Linked DNA regions of Homo sapiens: region 2 is linked to region 1. A link is a loop called in an ENCODE intact Hi-C map of the cell type or tissue named here. Cell type or tissue: PC-9. All regions are shown on one strand. Each heading gives the region's core, and the rest is flanking DNA. Links, peaks and the distances in the headings are about the cores only. Region 1 has its middle 42 kb from the start of PDE8B. Region 2 overlaps PDE8B (phosphodiesterase 8B).

Region 1 (12,046 bases), core at 2,325-10,324:
TAAAATTTATGTTGAAGTAAAAAGCACCTAGAATTGCTAGAAAAAATAAATTGAAAGGGAAGAACAGAGTTGGAACACTCATACTGATTTCAAGACTTAGAATAAAGCTACAGTAATTAAATAAATGTGGTACTAGGGAAAAAATAGACATATAGATAAATGGAACAAAATAGACCTGCACATATACAACCAGTTGATTTTTGACCAAATAATCTTGATGTTATGTTTGGGTTAATGAGAGTATTCTTCATTTTAATATTGAAATCATGTTAACTTAGTGAGAGAATGCAGAAATAGTGGTATTAAAGCTAATGGCAAGCTAGCCCATTACAATCTAATAATCCGTGGCCCTGATTTACCAATGGGCAGAGAGAAAATGAACCACTTTTGCAAATCACAGAGATCTAATTTGTAAATTGCCTTTCTCAGGGTACAAGTCTGTAGGTGGCCCCCAAATAATTATTAACTATTCACAATAGTTCTTAGTAGTAATTGACTTATTTGAACAAACAATTGGTTCCCATATTTGCTTTAACCAGACTTAAGGACTAAACATACTTGACTTCAAATATAGAAGACAGGTTAAAAGGGAGCACTTATCTTACTCTTGGGAAAGCGACATTAAAATGATTTATGTCTTATTTCTCAAAGTAGCCATTTGCCATTGATTTTACCCATGAGGCGGGCATATAAACACCAAAAGAAAGAACAAACAGTACCTTCTGAATTCAGTTTCGTGATAGAAATGAGGGTCAGAAATAAAATTATGAAAACCTTTGGGGAACACAGCAATACAAGATGAGAGGGAGTTGGAGAAATGGCTTGCATGGTAATCCCTGCCCTCTCCGAGTAATGTCTCCCTCCACATTTCTTTTGTCTTTCAGAAGATTTTGCTTTCATTTATTTAAGGGTAGGGTTCTTACATGTGGTGTTCACATATATCAGTTGAAGTAATAGACAAGAACACTTTGCAAAGGTTGACATGCTTTATAAATTTAAGGTGTTATTATTGCACTTCTGAAAGTATAATGAAGACTAAAAAAAGGTGGTTATCTACTGAAAATCCTTTGGTGATAGTAGGACTTTAAAAAAATCTTCATTTCCCGTCAAATAACCACTATGAACAGTTTGGTACAAATTTTTCCCATCACAGCTTATAAAACAAAAACCCTCATTACAGGGATATAATAAGGAGTTTCTTTTCCCCAGTTCTTTGGGTCTGGCCCAAGGACTGGGTCGGCAGCTGTTTTGCAAAAGCTGGCCACTCTCCTTCCCCCTTTTCATAGTCTCTGCCCAATTGGCCAGCAAATTAATAAGGCTTCATGTCATCCAGTGTTTTAGTTAGAAATTAACAAAGTAAAGTCTCATAAAAAATGTTTAGGAGTTGATGGTATGTAGAGTCACAGTTTAAGAACTCCATATTCTTTACAAGCAGAGTTTCTTCACTATTTCTAGCTTTCCCCACTGATCAGTTAAACGTGGCCTTGTGACCCCATGGCCTTGTTGTCTTCTTCTTTGTACTCTGCTGTCCCTGTTAAGGACACTGAAGGCCAACCTCTAATCTTACTTCCTGGTAAATAAATGGTGCACATGACCAGGATGAAATTCTAAATAGCTCAATGCTATGGAATCAAGTGCCAAGCTAACGTGAGAGTCCTTGGAAGAAGAAGAGGGAGTGAAGAGCACAGGGGTTGACTTGGTTGACTTGAGGTTAAAATAATTGGCATCACATGCTTCCTGCCCTTGTAAGGCATGGCGTATTTAAAAACCAATTGGCATTGTGGAACCTATCCTAGCTCTTTTACAAACTAGCCAAGTGGGCAATGGTAGATTAGGTAGCTTCTGAATTGGGGGCTCCTTTCATTCATCATGGGGATAGTAATGTGTGTGTTGTACCTATCTCTTGGTGTTATTCTAAAAATTGTATGCGATAATAAATGTGATGGGGTTTTATAAAATATAAAACACTAAGAATTCTTTTAAGGATGATACCTTTTGACCCAGTCACTCTGCAGAAGAAAGAAAAGCCAAGTGTTTTCAAAAGCAGAGGTCAAAGCTATAGGTTTACTTCTACTTGCTCAGTCCTTTACTCAACTCATTCAGCATATGTCTGTCAAGATCTACAGAACCACTCTTCTCTCACCTTATGGGACCAAATGGTGAAAAGAGAAGGTAGGCACACTAGCTTCATATCCAAAACAACCCATATGCCCTGCTTCAGAACCCACCCCCAACTCTGGAAGACTCTCAGATTTCCCAGACTTGCATTGGAGTTAACAGGATTCACCTGGAACAGAAGGTGTTGTCTATGGAAGCATTTGTATATATGTGTGTTGGGGGGAACATGTATCTTTGTGGTGGGGAAGGGACACAGCAGGAGTGACTTGTGGGGGTCAGAAATTACCCAGGCAAAGCAGCTCTGGGAAGGCACAGGCAGAGCTTTGGGGAAGTTCTGCATTTCTGTCTCCACATTCATGAAGTTCAATATTGGCACTCATAACTGACTACAAGCCAGGCTCCTGGGCCCACAACAGGTCAAAATAGTGGTATACTGATACATGCTTAACTGGCTTGGTAGGAGAAAGGGTAGTAAATAAAGCCCTGATTTACAGTGTTAGCCAAATTCTCTGGTGTAAATGCTCCCACCATGTCTGAGTTCAAGCTACCAGCGTGATGTCACTGAACATGGAGCTGGAAAGAGATGTGCAGTCACACATCATACACAACAGTCTCACCATACAAATCTCAGAGACAAATCTCTTCAAGTGCACTGATAAGAGAAAGCGTAATAAAATAATTAGGAAGTGATGGGGTTTAAGTATTGATTACTCTTGTTTTCAATATAATTTATTTAATTACTTGCCTGTATAATTTAATTTTTAAAAATGACAGTGTCTAACAACCATCTTGAAAAATTCCTGAAATTTTCACACTCAGCTCTCATGAACCAGTACAGGCCTGCTTCAGCATAGCACTGGGTCCAAAGGAAAAGAAGAAAATGCTGAGTGTGTGGGTGGAACATCTAACCTCTTCGGACGTACAAGGCTCCTGCCTATGTCATCCTTTCCCCTGGCATGGTAAGTGCCCTAAAATAGGTCTAAGACAGACAATAGGGCTTCTCTAACCAACAACTGCAACAACAACAAAAACAAAAACAAAAACAAAAAACAGAAAAACCTTCTCCCTACTGGCATAAAAATTCCATTGTACCTCATGGGCTAAACCATATCCATGTAGCAGATAGATATGGGAAGGATTATAGGAAGGGAGAGTTTTGAGGTCTAAGAAAGATAAGAACTTAGCTAGGCATGGTGGATCATGCCTGTAATCCCAGCACTTTGGGAGGCCAAGCTGGGCGGATCACTTGAGGCCAGGAGTTCAAGACCAGCCTGGCCAACATGGCAAAATCCCATCTCTACTAAAAATACAAAACTTAGCCAGGTGTGGTGGTGCATGCCTGTAATCCCAGCTACCTGGGAGGCTGAGGCAGAAGAATCACGAACCCAGGAAGCAGAGGTTGCAGTGAGCTGAGATCGTGAGTGAGACTGCCTCAAAAAAAAAAAAAAAAGAAAAAGAAAAAAAAAAGGAAAGATAAGAGCTTGGATTATATCAGAACAGACAAAACATTATCATAGAAGGTTCTGGAAGCCAGCTGTGGCATTTGGATGCTCAGTGCTTAGGTTGAGGAGAAGCAGAAGAAATGATGGAAGGAAACTCTCTGCACTTCACAATTCTGCCCTGGGCCTGTCCTGGCATAGTTCTTGAAGAACAACATTTCTTCATGAGATTCTTTCGGTAAAGATAAAAAAAAAAAAAAAAAAAACCAACAAAAAAAACCCCACAACCTTCTGTGGTCAAAGAAACACATCTTCTAAAATAGGTCTCCCAGAATTCAGGCCACCGGCTTGTCTTCGGTACCATAATGGGATACAAAATGAGAAGGGCCTGAGGTCTAGGCATTACTAAATCCTGCCCCAGTGAGTACACACAGAGAGGAAAATGACCAAATGCCATTTCAATCCATTATCAACCCAATATACTTCTCCTTGAGTGGAAGCAGAGTTAGAAATCTCATTCTAAAAATAACATTGTGATCTGTGGCCTGGAATAATGACGCCTATCTAAGGCCAGGTTAAAGCATGTGCACGTGTGCAAGTGTGTGTAGGGTAGGGTGAGAGAATGAACACTCCCTTGTGTGTATATGCAACAGTCATTTTCTTTTCTATTTTTATATATTTTTCTAGGCAGCAGATGCAACTCTGGAGTGGGGGAAGAGGGCGGGAAGAGAGCCTGTGCTGCTGAGCACCTACCAGGACTTGTCAGGGCCCAGGCACCCTATGAAACACCTTATGTTGGTTATCCCACACCAAGCTCGCAAACCTCTGAGGTAGGCAACTTTGTCACAGAGAGAGGCTGAGTAACAAGCCCAAAGTCAAACAGCCAAGAAGAGACAGAACTGTATTAAACTTATCTACTGGACCCCAAAGACCACTCTTTTCCCTACGGTACAGTACATCCTTCCCTATCCGGACCGGAGTTGGCCACAGAAGTTGGATCATCTCCATTCCTGTATACCCGGCACCACATTGGTCCCTAGCACAAAGTAGGGTTGACAAATATTTGTTGAATGTAGTGATTTCAAAACAAAGATTTAACATCTGAAAGTTTGCCTGGCAGCATGTGAATTGGGAAGAGACTCCACAACTCTCCTAGATCCTGTGACATGGCTCTAAGTGCCAAGACATTAAACCAGGTCATAGCAGGCACTAATTCCTGTATTGCATTAACAGTTATTGGTGTATTCATAAGTGTGGCCCTGCTTGTCAACACTCCTCACCATTCTTTGAAGTCAGATGCCCCTTAATGATAAGGATGTGTTGGGTTGTACACCAGACCATGTCTGTTTTTGGCTTTGGGCCACAGGGGTGCTTAACACTTTGAGAAAAACCCAATAGAGGAATAGCTAGATTTACAAAGAAAGAACCTGTTGGGGAGTGTTTGCATTACAAAATTATTTACCACAGGGTTTGTTTAAATAGTTCCAAATTTAGATTGTGTATAGAATATGAATCAAGACACCCTGGCCGATGTGCACAGCACTTTCCAGGGCACGTCGATGCGGAGGGTGCAGTGGAGTCCTTCCACACCTGCCCCTTCCTGTGCAAGGGGGCACGCGGCTGCTCCCTCCTGCATCCACCTTTCTCCTATCCAGGAAGAGAGATGTCCCCTCAATGTATGCTCAGGAAGTCTGGTGAAAAGACAAGCTGGCTGCTCCTGAGCAGGAAAATTTGAGTGGAAAAATAGACTTGGAGAAATTGAAGGGATGAGTAGAACGGATTGTGACATCTGCTAGGAATGTCACCTCAAACCCAGAAAACACCCAGCCCAGGGAGTGAGGCCCACCCTGCGGGACCGTGTGCCCAGGACTCCTGGGGAGTCTTGAGGGAGAAACACAGCCCCCACAGCACAGAGCCCCCACCCATTTACACTAGCTGGCTTTCACCACACAAGGGGGTAACATGAGCCAAATGTTTGATGATGAGGAAGTGAAGTGGAATGTGAGAATCCTCACTGCTGACGTCAAGCTAGCCTTTCATTTTATTTATACCCATGACACTGTGACACAGGATCTAATTTTCCATTGTATTTTTTCCTCTGTTGGGAACCAAGTGATGACAAGTAAATTTGTGCCTGAGCCTGGAAAATATTTTAAATTTGAAGACAGGGACGATACGAGAGTCTAAGTCTATCTCCATCCTGCCCCTCTCCCCTTGAATTACTAAATTAACTATGGAACAGGGCAAAGGAGTAACACTCTGACAGGGCATGGCAGCCTGAGAAGTCAGAGCTGGAAGCATCCAGTTGCCTGCTCTTCACTTGTGTCAGGCTGTTCCTTCCTGGCACGGGGGCTGGAGGGAGGCCAGGGAGCAGCGAGGCTGCACGGCAGCCCTGGCACAGAGCCTCGGCTGCCGTCTGGGGATGAAACTGGGCTCTGGCACCAGGAGCGTGGTTCCAGCTCCCTGACCCAGAACTGCCTGTGCAGGGGCTGCTCTGCCACTTGTGCCCTGGTGGGACCCCACTCCTCCTGCCCCTCTGAGGCAGGGCAGATTCAGGAGCAGAGCTGGATCTGGATGGAATGGCAAGTCAGGGATGCTGGGGCGAAGGCAAGTCATATCCCTTCTGCAGAAGCAGCCTTTAGGGATGTGCCTGTGATGGGGAAGAGAATGGCATGTGTGTTCAGCAAGTGACAGAGTGGGCTTTACCGCAGCTCCTTCCTCTGCTGCCAGACCAGTGGCCTCAGCTCCATCAACAGCCTCCCTCCATTACTCCCCATGGCTTCAGGTCCAGACACAGCATTTCTAACATGGGTCCCTCCTCCCACTCTGAAATGGAAGCTCCACCTCGTCCCTGCAGACCTGCCATGTTTTCAGTAGGGCCTCTTTTCACCAGCTTTGCAATCATGTTTTTCAGCCTCTAACTCCAGAGAAATCTTGACTTCCTTGTACTCAGTTCAGAAGACGTTTGTTATTCAGGATTCTGATGCAGAGGTCTGATAAGAGAGGCCTCAGGCCTTCTGAGTTAGTAAAACCAACAGAGTCTGGGGATTCAAAAAATCCAAGAAGCACAAGGACAGCCACACCCTGAGAGTTGGCGCAGTGCCAGCTCCTGTCACTTGAACTCTTCCAGGATATTTAGACATGGGTGTCAGTGAGTTTTCACTACATTTACCTTGGTGGTTGTGTTTGATTTTGTTTGCTTGCTTTTGGAAACAAAGTGTTTCCCGTAGCACCAACACAGTCAGACCTGTGTTTTATTGATAAGATGAGAGAGCATAATAGCAGGGGCGCAGTTCAGCTTTGGGAGGTGGGGGCTGGGAAACCCCTCTGTAGAGCTACAGTTCACATAAAGCCTAGAACGGTGCTTCTCACGTTTTAACGTACATCACAATCACCTGGAGGGATTGTTAAAACACAGGTTTCAAGGGCTGACCCCCAACGTCTGAGGTGGACCCCAAGAATTTGTGTCTCCAAGTTCCAAGTGACACTGAGGCTGCTATTTGGAGACCACACTTTGAGAACTACTGGCCTAAATGGCAAGTAGGAAGTAGCCAGGGAAAGAGAGTAGGAGAGGAGGTCAGAGCAGGCAGCAGCAGCATGTGCAAATACCCGAGTTGAAAAGGAGTTTGGTGGCTGCAGGGAATGGAAAGATCAGCATGTCTGGAAGGCAGTGGATTGGCAGCTGTGTGGCTTGAGGTAATCTAAGAGATACACCTGACCCTCATCCCCATCCTGAAACTCACTCCAACGAAGCTACCTCCAGTTTGTCTTAGACACACCTCCAGTGTGTCTAAGAAGAATGGTTCCACTGAGCCCTGGAGGTGTGCTACTGCAGCTTGGGATAATCAAACTGTGCCGACCCTGTGGATAGTGTGAGTGCTGAAAGTGATTAGGTATGCAAAGGGCTGAGTGCAGAGTAAATGCTCAGTGCACTGTAGTTTTCTCTCCTCCCTGACTTGAAACACGGCTCTATCTCAAGTTCCCTATTTTAGCTATACGAAGACATGTTCCTGAATTGGTGCTGAGGTGCTATCCTGCACCTGCAAGCAAAAAGGATTAATGTGGAGGTTACCCCTGAGACCTGAACTAGGGTCCTGTTGAGTAGATGGCTATAGCTAAGAAATCTGGATGCCGCTTCCTAAGAGCAGTTTTGGGCATGTATGTGTTTTCCTCCATCATACCCAACTGATAAATGTCTCAGGTTTTTAAACCAAAGGAAGCATAGGTTAGGTTTTTGGAGCCAGAGTGCACAATTGGCCTTAGATCAATTCCTTTCAGACTGCATTTATTGAGCGCTTACTCTGTGCCAGGTACAATATTAAGTCTGGGAAGACAAAAGTGAACAAGACTGGGTCCCTTCTCTTAAGGAGCTCATGGTCTCACTGGGAGCTGGACACGTAATTAACCACAGAGCAGTGGGATAAAAGCCACAACAAAAGTCTACACAGAGGGCAAGGAAAACTCGGGAGAGGGAGCAGTTCTGCCTGGGGATGTCAGAGAAGGTCACAGATAGAAAGTGACATCTGAGCCAAGCCTGGAAAGGAAACTTCTAGAGAATAAGCAGGACTGAGGATAAAGGAACACATCTCCTTTAAGAACTTTCTTGTTATTGTTTTAAGCTCTGAACTAAATCATCGTTATGAGTTTCTAGGAGATACATGGCCACATGGTGTTAAATTTGATTTAAAATATTGCATAAGCCGATATATATAGAAACACATATGGAAACAATCTGAAAATATTTCTCCTCAAATATAGTGCCATTTGCTTTTACGAATTTGCTATTTCTAGATAAATATGTGAAATATGGTTTGGTCTTCTGAGACTCAGAAGAAATTATATCACTGTCCCAAGAAAAAAATAACTTTGGTTGCTAATTCATTCATTCATTTAGTCAGTCAACAAACATTTAGTTAGGAATTTCAATTTTTGAAGCACTACAATAGTCCATCAGGGTAAACAAAAAGATGTAAGACATTGTCTTGAGCTCAGGACTCTTCAAAACTTGGGAGTGAGAAAAATACCTGAACACAAATAATTCTAACACGAATCAGGAGTATATGATATGGATGAGTACAAAGAAAATGCTCCAAGTATCTAGAGGAAAACAAGCTATTTTCTGATGGAAATAATTGGAGAAAGCTTGATCATTTACGAAGGCGAATTCATTTGCATAGGCCTTGTAGTGTGGAAAGGGATTGGACTTAACAGAAACAAGCATTGGGGAGGTATTCCAGGCAGATGGAAGTTTGTGAACAAAACAGGTGGGAAACCTGAGGTCACTTGGAAATGGCACTTTGTCCTATTTAGGGGTATGACTTGGGGAAAGAACTGAAATAGATGGATGTCAGTCTCACAGCATAGTTTGAACTTCATTCCACTGGCTGTGGCTTCTCGGAATTTGAAATGCCAAGCATTTGTCACTTGGTTCCTTGTACATTTGTTTCAGTTGGCACCTCAGGCTTGACCTTAATCCTGGCATAATTCTGTCCGGCCCATAGAAAAATTTTTAAAATATCAATCTGTGTATGCTGGGAGTAGTAAAATCACAATGCAGCTCTAAAGCCACAGATTGAAAGTTGACCCTTTTCTTCGGGAATTTATGATTCCACATCTGGAGGTTGCAAGAGATGGGTTTTGTGTCCAAGTCCCTTCAGGAAACAGGTGAGGGCTTATTTACACAGGTGTGGGCAGGGTTAAAAAATGGTGCAGTGTCTGTGGGCTGGTGAGAGCCAGGAAGCTGTTTCCACTCCCTAGGCAGGTGGTAATGGGGCAGGGGATGAAGCCAACAATGGAACTTGGAAAGACTTCTGGGTTGCCGCGGAGGGATGGAGGTCCAGCCCTGTGCTCGTGCCTTTCATTGGCTGAACCTGACTGACTGGAAGCCAGAGGGCCAGGGACCCATTGATGAATTCCCCACAGGTCAGACTCCTAGGGCACAGGATGAGGGGAGGAAGGATGGAGATGATCTGGAGGGGCAGACAGAGCCTATCCAGCACAATCCTTTCTAGCTTTAATATTTCTGTGATGCCAAAACAACCCAAACTACAGTCAGCCTTCATTTGACAAGTATATTCTAAACACCCAACTTTTTCTCAGCAATTTATTTATTAAAAAAAGAAAGGGAGTCGATTGGATGGATAGATGAATGCGTGGATGGGGAAGAAGCCTCTGACTGGGAAAATTCATAAAATAATAACTCAACTAGATTGCAAGCTTGGCAAACTCAGGGACTGGGCTGGGTTTGTTCATTGTTGACTCCTCAGTGGCCAGCACTGTGCCTGAACTTTAGTAGGCCCACAATAAACATTTGTCTGAATAACCTGACTGATGAAACATCAAGAGCACCAAACAACATAAAATATGCAATTGGGAGTCTTGGGACAGGATAAGTCAAAGTTGGGGTAAGGAGCTAACATGCTTGCACCTAGGAGAAGCAGACAATGACGGTGTTTGTTAATTCTGCTTCTAGTAACTTTTATGCCAAAGCTTCTAAGCACTTCTCAGGGAACAAAGAACATCTGATGGTGATGGAGAGATAAAGGACAGTCTGTCCCTCAATCATAACTAGTCACTTAAAAGAGCAACATTAGAACACTTATATCCCAACCTCAATTAATTCATCCATTTATTTATCCAGTGAAAATTTATTGAGTGCTGATTTTGTATTTGGAAATTCAGAAATAAGACAGAAACAGCCTCAGCCTTCAAGGAGCTTAGTCTGGTTGGAACTAAAGATAAGACATTAGGAAATACCAGTACCAGTGCTGACTAGGGGGAGCACAGGCTGCTGAGGGAGCAACAGGAAACCTGGGACAGGCAGTGGGTGTCGGAGTAGGTAAGTTGAGCATGGAAGGACTTTTCCACTTGTTTACTTGTTTCTGGCTTCCATCCCTCCACCAGCCATTCACCCCTCCACCATCATCACCCAAACAGTATGTAAGCAAATGGTTTGTAATGCATATTTCTTTGATTTGGATGCATGTTACACCAGAGTGCCATAACCCAGCCAATAAACACATATATAGGGTAGAGTCTCATCAGCTAATCAGTGAATGCATGTAGAGGTGGTACCATCAGCCAATCAGTGAACACACTTGGAGGGTATGCTCCTTCCTCCAGAGTTTTTGGCAGAGAAAGAGAACAAGAGGTCAGAAGAGCACAAAGTGGGTGTCTGGGTTGGAAGGAGGAGATGACAGGTACAGGAATAGAGGCTGGAGATCTTGTAGACAAATCTGACTGCTGAATATTTTGGAGGATTAGTACTATTTATCTTCAACTCTTTGCAAACAAATGGAAAGTATGTGAGGAGGTTTATGTGTGCTTGTTTGGCTTTTTTGGCCTCTAGCAACTGTTGGGTACAAGATCTCAGAAAGTTACTGATCTGCATGGTCTATATTAACACTGATTCATCTGACTTAAGAAGGTGGTTGTTGGCTGATTTTTAAATATTGGCAATTTTGTTACAAAATTGCTTCATTCTCAGAGGTTTTGTTAATCAGGATATTCATGTATTTAACTTGAGGATTATGACTGGTAATGGGAGGAAAAAGCAATTTGGGGAGAAGAAACAGAAGGGAAGATAAAGAATAGCAAGTGAGTCAAAATGGAAGGGCGAATATTTCCTAATTTATCTATATTGCCCTCTTTTTTTAATGTGAAGCCTACTAGAGTTGTGAGAATTTGCTGAAAATACATTTTAATTGTTAGTTACATTTGGGAAATTGAAGTGCTTTTTAATTTACTCCCTTTCTCCCCCCATCTCATTTTTCAAAGGAAAGAAAAATGCTTCTAGCTCTAGAAAGTGTAGCGGAGTTAAGTGTATGTGTGTCTGGGGCGGGGGTGGTGGTGCGTGGCATGCGTTTTATTTTCTATGAGAACATTACTTCTGTTAGGGAATAACTCTCCATTTGCAGTCTTTAAGGCATTTTGACTTTTGATGAATTTCTTTACTATTAGCACACTCTGTCCTTGGCCTGGAAGAAGTTATGCTGGGACCAACCACTGGCCTGAGAGCTGATTCTCTTACCTTCTGGCCATCTGCTTAAGTCTCCTTTGTCCTACTCTCTGTTCAGCCCTTGAAGGTCAGTAGTCTGTTTTGAAGCTTGGTCTGCAGGTCTCCTTCTCAGAGCTTCCTCTCTTACCTATATATTGATGCTGCATGAATTTTTAGCTGTCACCCAAATACTTCCCTTCACATGTAGACCTGTGTTTCTTCTTACCTATTAGGTATCCTTCCTGGGTGTCAACACACTCAAAACTTCTCCCTCTCAGTGTTTGTTCTTGCCCACCCTGTCTCTGTTTTTATGGGAGGTACCAGCATCCCCACTCACAGCCACTGAGTCAGTCACCCACTCACATCCATGTATATGATCCCTTACCAAGTCCTAGTGTATTCCTGAATGCCTTTCCTATTCTTTCCTTTTTTTTCCATCCCCAAAGCCACTGCTCTCATCAGCTCTTTCTGGGTTATTATTGTTATTAATTAT
Region 2 (8,000 bases), core at 1-8,000, 56 kb after region 1:
ACTGGCTGACTGACTGTGGAGCCTTCATCCCTTGGGAGGAACAGGTGAGGGCAAGGGAGTGTGATCCACTTAGCCTGATCTCCCTACGGGCAGTGGTAGAGGGGAGTTTTGCAGACTTTGTTGAGATTTTCAAGAAGGGACAAGGAGGTGGGGCAAAAGGTTGGAATCTCTTATTATATCAAAGGTGAGAACTTTGAATCCTAAAACACAACCAGGAAATGCTTTGGATGAACGTGAAAGGCAGTGTTCACTTTTATATGCAGACTATATGACAAACATTAGTTTGTAAGGCACCTAGTTGTTATTGGGGAAAGACTTTCATATAGAAACATGTTATATGTGGCATTTAGGTTTCTAGGTTAGCACAAAAAAGTTTTAGCCCATTATGTAGCTGGAATATATTTACACTGTTGAAACAATATTGCTGTGAAAGAAACATAAAATTGAATTAGAACTCCCATTTCTTTTGTATGGGTGTCCTTTGGGAGAAGCGGGTTTAATTAGAGGCTGATGAAGCAGATGAGGGAGAATTCGTGAAGTTCCTTTAGGGAGTAGTTATCTTTAGTGATCCATTGTGTGCTGGGGAGCTGAGGGGCTCAGGTGGTGTTATTAACCTCACATTGCTAGGGAGGAAGTGGAGGCACAGGCGGCTCAAGTAGCTTGACCAAGGTCACACAGCTAGGGACTCAGAGCTACATCTGCTCAACCGTCCTGTTTTCACTGTCCTATTTTATCTCCAGGTAAAAAGGGGTGTGTCGAGCTTCTTTGTGGCACTTATTTTCTGTTTCATCTACAGATAGCTCAGTTGGTATCTTTTAACTAGAACTGTTTTTAAAAATAAATCATAAAACCATTATATACCAAAAATATGACAACTTAATATCAATCACACTTTTCTAATTGTCTTACTACTTATTCTTTTACTGTTTGTTGGTATCCAAACAGTAACTCCACTCATTGCAGTAGGTTGCTATGCCTCTTAAGTCTCTTTTAATCTGTAGCTTCCCCTTCCAGTCTCTCTTTTCTATATACTTGCAGTTTGTTTGTTGAGGAACCTGGGTTGTTTGTCCTGTAGATTTTCCCCCAATCTAAAGTTTACTTATTGCATTCCCATGATGCATCTAACATGTTTCCCTGCCTTCTGTGTTTGCTAGAAACCGTAGTTTGATTTAGAGGTTTGATTGGATTATACTAAGTTTTGTAGGGTGGAGGTTGTCTCTTTTCTGTGATGCTAACAGAAAATCGGAGTATGCGAAGTTTTGTAGGATGTTTGGTTGTCTCTTTTCTGTGATGCTAACTCTTATTAACGATCATTGCTTATATCCATTAGTCATTAGAGGTTGTAAAATGGTGATATGCTATCATTTTGTCTTCATGTATTCATTGGAATGCCTCAAGAAACTTTTTTCAAGAGTTGACTCCCTAGCATTCTCCTAAGGTGACAGGAGTTCTTTGCCTGTTAATTTGCTTAGTATCATTATGAATCGTTATGGGTTTATGTGTATTTGATGTGTTGATGCATTGCAGTTATTAAACCTATTTGTGCTTAGACTGCCCAGTTTTGACTGAAGGGAGCTTATTCAAGTTGGTGAGGCACTTTTCTTGAAGAAACAGTTCTAGCTAAGTTGAGTGTGTCCTTATTCGAAACTCATTGTTTGTAGATGGGGACTCCACTGACCACCCTGGGGGTGGAGGCACATCCTGGTGTCCACCTAGCCCTCTCTAGTCATGCCAAGGCCCCAAACATCATGGAGCTTTTGAAAGGAGGCATTTCACAAGGCCCCCTTGCAGCTCCTTTGCTATAATTTTTGTGGCTGCAAAAGGGTAACCTGGTGTGAAGGAAAGGTGCTCACTGACTCCAGCTTGAATTCCAGCTCTGCCCTGTACAAACTTTGTGACTTTGGAGAAGCTGCATGATTTCTCCTTGCACGGTAGGGATAATGCATCTCTAAAAGGATTGGTACAACCTAGAGGTACAGTCCCTGTAAACCCGCTAGGTTCTCAAGTACGTGTGTGTGTATTTTCTGCCTTATACTAAGGCGCTACTCTAGGTTTGGAGTGATAAAAAAAATGAATATGATGGCCGGGCATGGTGGCTCATGCCTGTAAACCCAGCACTTTGGGAGGCTGAGGCGGGTGGATCACGAGGTCAGGAGTTCGAGACTATCCTGACCAACATGGTGAAACCCCATCTCTCCTAAAAATACAAAAATTAGCTGGGCGTGGTGGCTTGCACCTGTAATCCCAGTTACTCAGGAGGCTGAGACAGGAGGATTACTTGAATCTGGGAGGCAGCCTGGGTGACAGAGTGGAGACTCCATCTCAAAAAACAGAATATGACATAGTTCCACGTTTCGGGAGCTTCCATTGTTTGTGCCCTATATTGTCGTCTTCTGTGGGAAGGCAATGTGTTGACTGAGTGCCGGCTGGCTGGCAGGAGTTACGGATTGGGAATTGGGTTCTTCCAGGTGAGACACTCCTACTGGGAGAGCATGAAGAACTGTGAGCCTGAGGGGTAAGTCAGCTGAAGACTGTAAGGAAAAGCCAAGGAGCAGACAACTGTACGGCCACAGGCAGGGGCCAGAGGCAGAATTAAGGTCAGGCTTTCTAAGCCTGGAGCTCAAAGCTGCCAGACATAAATAGGATCCAAGAGAACTGATTAAGAAGGACTCTAAAGTCTGGTGGAGTTGATGGCTGAGAATACTCTTGGGTGTTATGGTTCAGAGACTGCCAGATAAGGCTTGCTTTGGGTTGAAGCTCTAAAGCAGCATTACCCAATAGAAATAAAATGTGACCCAGATGTAACCTGCACATGTAATTGTAAAATTTTTTATGAATCACATTTTTAAAAGTCAAAATAAGCAGGTAAATTAATTTTAGTACATGTTCACTTAACCAGTATATTAAAAATATTATTTTGACATGTACTCAATATAAAATTTGTTAATGAGATAGTTTACATTCTTTCTTTTTTTATTTTATTATTATTATACTTTAAGTTTTAGGGTACATGTGCACAATGTGCAGGTTAGTTACATACGTATACATGTGCCATGCTGGTGTGCTGCACCCATTAACTCGTCATTTAGCATTAGGTATATCTCCTAATGCTATCCCTCCCCCCTCCCCCCACCCATTCTTTCTTTTTTTTTGGAACTAAGTTCTTAAAGTCTGGAATGTATTTTACAATTACACTGCATCTCAGTAGGGACTACCCACATCTCAAGTGCATAATGACCACACAAGTAGCTACCATGTTGGAAAAACGGAGGAAGAAAGTGAAATTTACATCAAGGTTCTAAGTCAAGCATTTACAATTTGACATTGTAACTTGACAAGCATAGCACAGTAGTGGTGTTGGTTTTTTGTCTCTTAGTTTGTAGCTCCATTTTTGCTTCCCCATTTTCTCCTTTGTATTATATGAGGCTAGAAGTCTGCAAGCTGCATCTTCCACATTACTTTTCCAGATGGTTTCCTCTTAGATTCCACAGGTAGGAGATACTGGCAGGAAATTGGAATGTGAGAGAAAGGAACAGGCGATAGCAGTGGCCCCTGCTAAGTGGCAGTGGTGCTGCCTGAGTGGTGATGATGCCAGCCCCCTCCGCTGATCAGCATGAGTGTGGGCTGGCGGGTGTCAGCCCAGGGTGTTAACAGTTTATTGTCTCTGGATGTTACTGCTTTATCTTTTTAGTTTCTCCAGCTCTACCTCCATCTTCCCTTTGTTCATCCATACCTTCTAACACCTTTGTAAACAGTTCACTACAGCGGTATCTCTTCTTAATATATATAAAATGGTTCTTGCTTTTCTCACTGGACACTTGGGATCTGATGTCAGAGAACTATGCTGTACTGTGGTCTTGTATGTACCATCTGTTGGTTCTATGGCTTAGCTTCTTTAATTTTCAACTTCTTCTGTCTAAGGATAGAAAAATAAGGATAGTGAAAGTTCTGACCTCATAGAGTTACTGCAAGGATGATATAATCAATATATGTACCATTGCTAGCTTTGAATGTAACACCCAGTAAATATTGCTTATTATTGATAATAATATACAAGCCGATTTTTGAAGGCTCATAATTTAACATTTTTTATTATGGAAAAGTTCAAATGTATACAAATGTAGTGAGAATAGGATAGTGAAACCTCACGTGTACATCCCCCAGTTTCAACAGTAACAAATTAAGACTATTCTTTTATTTATACCTCCTACTTTCCCCCATACTTTGGGATTCTTTTAAAGCAAATCTAAAACATCCTCTTATTTCAGCTGTAACTATTTCAGTATGTAACTCTGAAAGAGAAGGACTGTTTAGAAAACACAACCACAATACTATTAGCAAATCCCTAAATTAAAATAATTTGTTAATATTATCAAATACAAGACAGTGTTGAAGTTTCCCTATCTCATAAACATTTTCATTTAAAGATTTTTTTAATCATCTTTCAAATAAGATCTAGCTATTGCAATCAATTGATATGTTTCTTAAGGATCTTGTCATCTGTGAGTTCCCTTTCCTCTCTTTCTTTTTCTCTTACAATTTGTTTGTTGAAGAAACTGGGTCATTTGTCCAGCAGAGTTTCCCACAGTCTGGACTTTGCTGATTACATTCCTGTGGTATCATTAACCACATTCTTCTGGCCTTGTATTCCCTGTATGTTGGTAGTTAGATCTAGAGGCTTGATAGGATTCAGGTTTATTTACTTTTTTTTTTGGGGAAGACTACTTTATAGGTAGTGTCATGGACCTCCATCAGGAGGCACATGATGTCTGGTTGTGTCTCTTGGAGACGTTAGCAGCCACTGATGATTGTTGCCTAGATCAATTAATTCCTTAGGGGTTGCAAAAGCCTACCATTCTTTCTACAGTGCTTCTGGAATGCATCTATAAAGATAAACTTCCCTCCATCCAATAGTTGGTTATCCTGAGGTACAGTTCATATGAGAAAGGCAGGGCAAATGCTTGATTCTACTCTTCCATTTGCCAGTTTTCAAAATAATGAGTTGATTTCCTAGCATCCTCCAAAGGTAACCAGTGATGATTTTTGAATTCCTATAAAATTATCAGTTTATAAATATTAGATGTGTCATAGTCCATTGCAGTTATTGTCCTTACTGATGCTCAGTTGTCCTGACTTTGTCTACTCAGAGTAGCCACGTTGGCTCCTGTGTCCTTTTCATAGTCTGCTAGTAATGTTTGACAGATTTCCTGCCTTTTTGGACTGACTAGATGTTCCAGGTTTGTTGCGTCCATTCCCTGTCTCTGATCTAGAATTAGTCTTTTCTCCCAGGAACCTAATTATTTTTATTGAAAAATGGTATTTAGAGGTATGATCTCGGGTGTTCATTGCTAATGGACTGGTCATTGCTTCTGGACTTTTTAAGTGGACATAGCCAGGAAATAGATACTTTTGAAAGATAAAAATGTACCGTGAGTGTATACTTATTCATCCAGTTTAAATTTAGGACTACAAGCCTTTTCTTCAACCTCGTCAGTCTTACGTTTCTATTTCCTCTTTCCCATGACATAAATCCTGGTTCTTAACATCATCATGATAATTCCTCATTTGTTAGATCCCACATGCGCGTGCACACACACACACACACACACACACACACACACCCCACGCACACATCTCAGAATACCAGTGATCAACACGACTTCATGATCAATATGAACACTGAAAACAGTTTGATTTTTTTCCAGTGATTTTTGATATTAGGGTCTGTCCCACTAGGGGTGAGCAGGCAAATTACTGTGTTTATAATTGTTTAAATCAGTTCTTTTTTATGTGGCTATTCTACTAACAATGGACCAGTTAGTGATTAGCACAATACAGTTAGGATTATTTATTTCATTTTCCTTTTGATTTGGTCTTCTTTAATGTTTAGTTTAGTGTTATAAGAATGTAAATTATTTATATGCATCAACGTAAAATATGGTATATTCAGAGACATTTAGATTTTATCTCTGTCTCTTACATTCTATGCCCTCTGCCTTATTGGTAATTACATTTTAAAATGTTATGCATTTCATACCATTGTTTAAAATACACATTAACATATGTTCTGCAGAACTCAACTTTTCTGCATTTTCCTTTTTTCACTTAACAGATATCCTGGAGATCATTCCATCGTAGTTCATAAAGATATTCCTCATTCCTACTCATAGCTGCATAGTATACCATCATGTGGCTGTACTTTGTTTTATTCAGCCAGTCCCCTATTGATGTTTTTTGGGGGGATTATTTCCAGTAATTTTTGCTATTGTAATGGTGATACAGGGAATGGCCCTATGCCTATATATTTTCATATCATACAGTCTAATTTTTTAGTACAATAGTGACATAATGTTTTCCAGAAAGAATATATTTATCTATCCAGAGCATTAACTTCTGCCTATCATACAAAGACTTTCCTTGGACTCTTTAGTTGTTTAGTAATTGTAAAATAGTAATATAGTTTTAGCTGAAGCTCAAGCTTAAGATCTCTAGATCTTAATCTCAGAGGATTTTCTTTGAGTAAAATGTACTTTTTTCTGCTTTCAACCCAGCTATAGTTTCATTTTCATGGAGGTGTGAGATCTCTGAGACAAATTGTTTAGAGGAGGTTTGTCTTGCATCTGTTGGACATTGTAATTCTCCTCCCTTATGATGGCAGCAAAGTGATTTGAGAAGAATAGTGGCTGCCTTTTCATCTTCACTTCTGCCTTTCCACTTACATTAAAGTCCTATGCGTTTACACTGGCATTAACCCAGTCAGCACCCACAAAATGCCACAGGGGGCTCTGTATCACTGATTGTTGTAAAGAACTTTCTTGAGCCTTCATTAGAGCTTAGAGCATAATTGTACCTTATTTTGGTATTAATCACCAAGACCTAAAATCAAGTTTTTTTCCACCTTAGAAATGGAATGCATAGATGTATATTCTTTTGTATGTTTCAGAAATTGGATTTTATCTTTGTGATAGAATCACATATCTGATCCATAATGATCCTGTAGTGCTTTCTTATGTTCAATATAATTTTTAAACTGACCTTGTTTTTTTCCTTATATAAATGTATCAACTTTATCAACTAGCAATGCTCAAGGAGTTTTCTTGGCTCACAAGTTGTACATGAATGGGTGAGATCATACCTCTAAATACCATTTTTCAATAAAAATAATTAGGTTCCTGGGAGAAAAGACTAATTCATGAAGTTTGGGTGGGGCAGGAGAAGAAAGACTGGCAGAAGCAAAGGCACCCATGAGAGAGAGAGAGCAAAGATGAATTAGATTCATAGCAAAATTTTGGAGGTACAGATGGGAAATGAAAGATGGAGAAAATGATATAAAGAGTGGAGGTGTGCCTGTGCATGTCCATAAGAGATAATCTTGGAGGTGGAGTATCTTAACTATGCTGTGAGCCACGCAGAATGGAAGACAGAGTTGGTTACCTGCCTCAGTTTAGGAAGGGGAAGCAAGGTTGGGGTCAAATATGCAGAAACTTTGGGGCAGACTGGTTCAGTTCAACAAACATATACTGAGGGCTTAACTGGGCATCAAGCACCTGCATTAGATTTAAGAATACAAAGTTGAGTAGGATGGTTGCTTCCCTAGGTGAGTTTATACTTAGTTGGAGGAGTTGAAAGGGATAACACACAAGCAGATATTTACTTCTTTATAACACATTACCATAGACTTAGGGGCTTAAGACACCCACATTTATTATTAGTTGCTCTGGGTCAGGAGTACAGGCACAGCTCATCTGGGTCCTGTACTTCAGGGTGTCTTACAAGGCTGCAATCAAGATGTTGGCTAGGGCAGGGTCTTATCTGAAAGCTTGACTGGAGAAAATCTTCCAAGCTTATCTACATGGTTGTTAGTAGGATTCACTTTTTAGATGGCTGTTAGGCTGAGAGCTTTAGCTCCTTGTTGACTGTTGGCTGGACACCACCCTCAGTTCCTTGCCACACCGTCCTGCCCCATATAGCAGCATATTTCATCAAAGCCAGCAAGAGAG

The links. A loop is a pair of places that touch in the nucleus more often than their neighbours do. Peaks named below come from ENCODE experiments on the same cell type or tissue, not always from the same donor. Only the 100,000 strongest peaks of a DNase experiment are listed, where the experiment ranks them.
Region 2: a loop joins it to region 1, with 2.7 times the contacts of the local background. A loop is called at or near these places in 7 of 110 quality-filtered maps.

What each region holds. Positions count from the first base shown.
Region 1 is chr5:77,162,424-77,174,469 of GRCh38, forward strand. It overlaps a transcript of PDE8B not described here. Among named protein-coding and RNA genes, the nearest start is that of PDE8B, 42 kb to the right of the region's middle. RefSeq lists an enhancer at 10,149-10,650. In PC-9, for the core only: no CTCF peak of the experiment used is centred there; DNase peaks (open chromatin) are centred at 5,538 and 6,588; H3K27ac peaks cover 822 bases.
Region 2 is chr5:77,220,261-77,228,260 of GRCh38, forward strand. All of the region lies in intron 1 of PDE8B (phosphodiesterase 8B), which reads left to right. Among named protein-coding and RNA genes, the nearest start is that of PDE8B, 14 kb to the left of the region's middle. In PC-9, for the core only: no CTCF peak of the experiment used is centred there; a DNase peak (open chromatin) is centred at 4,651; H3K27me3 peaks cover 2,453 bases.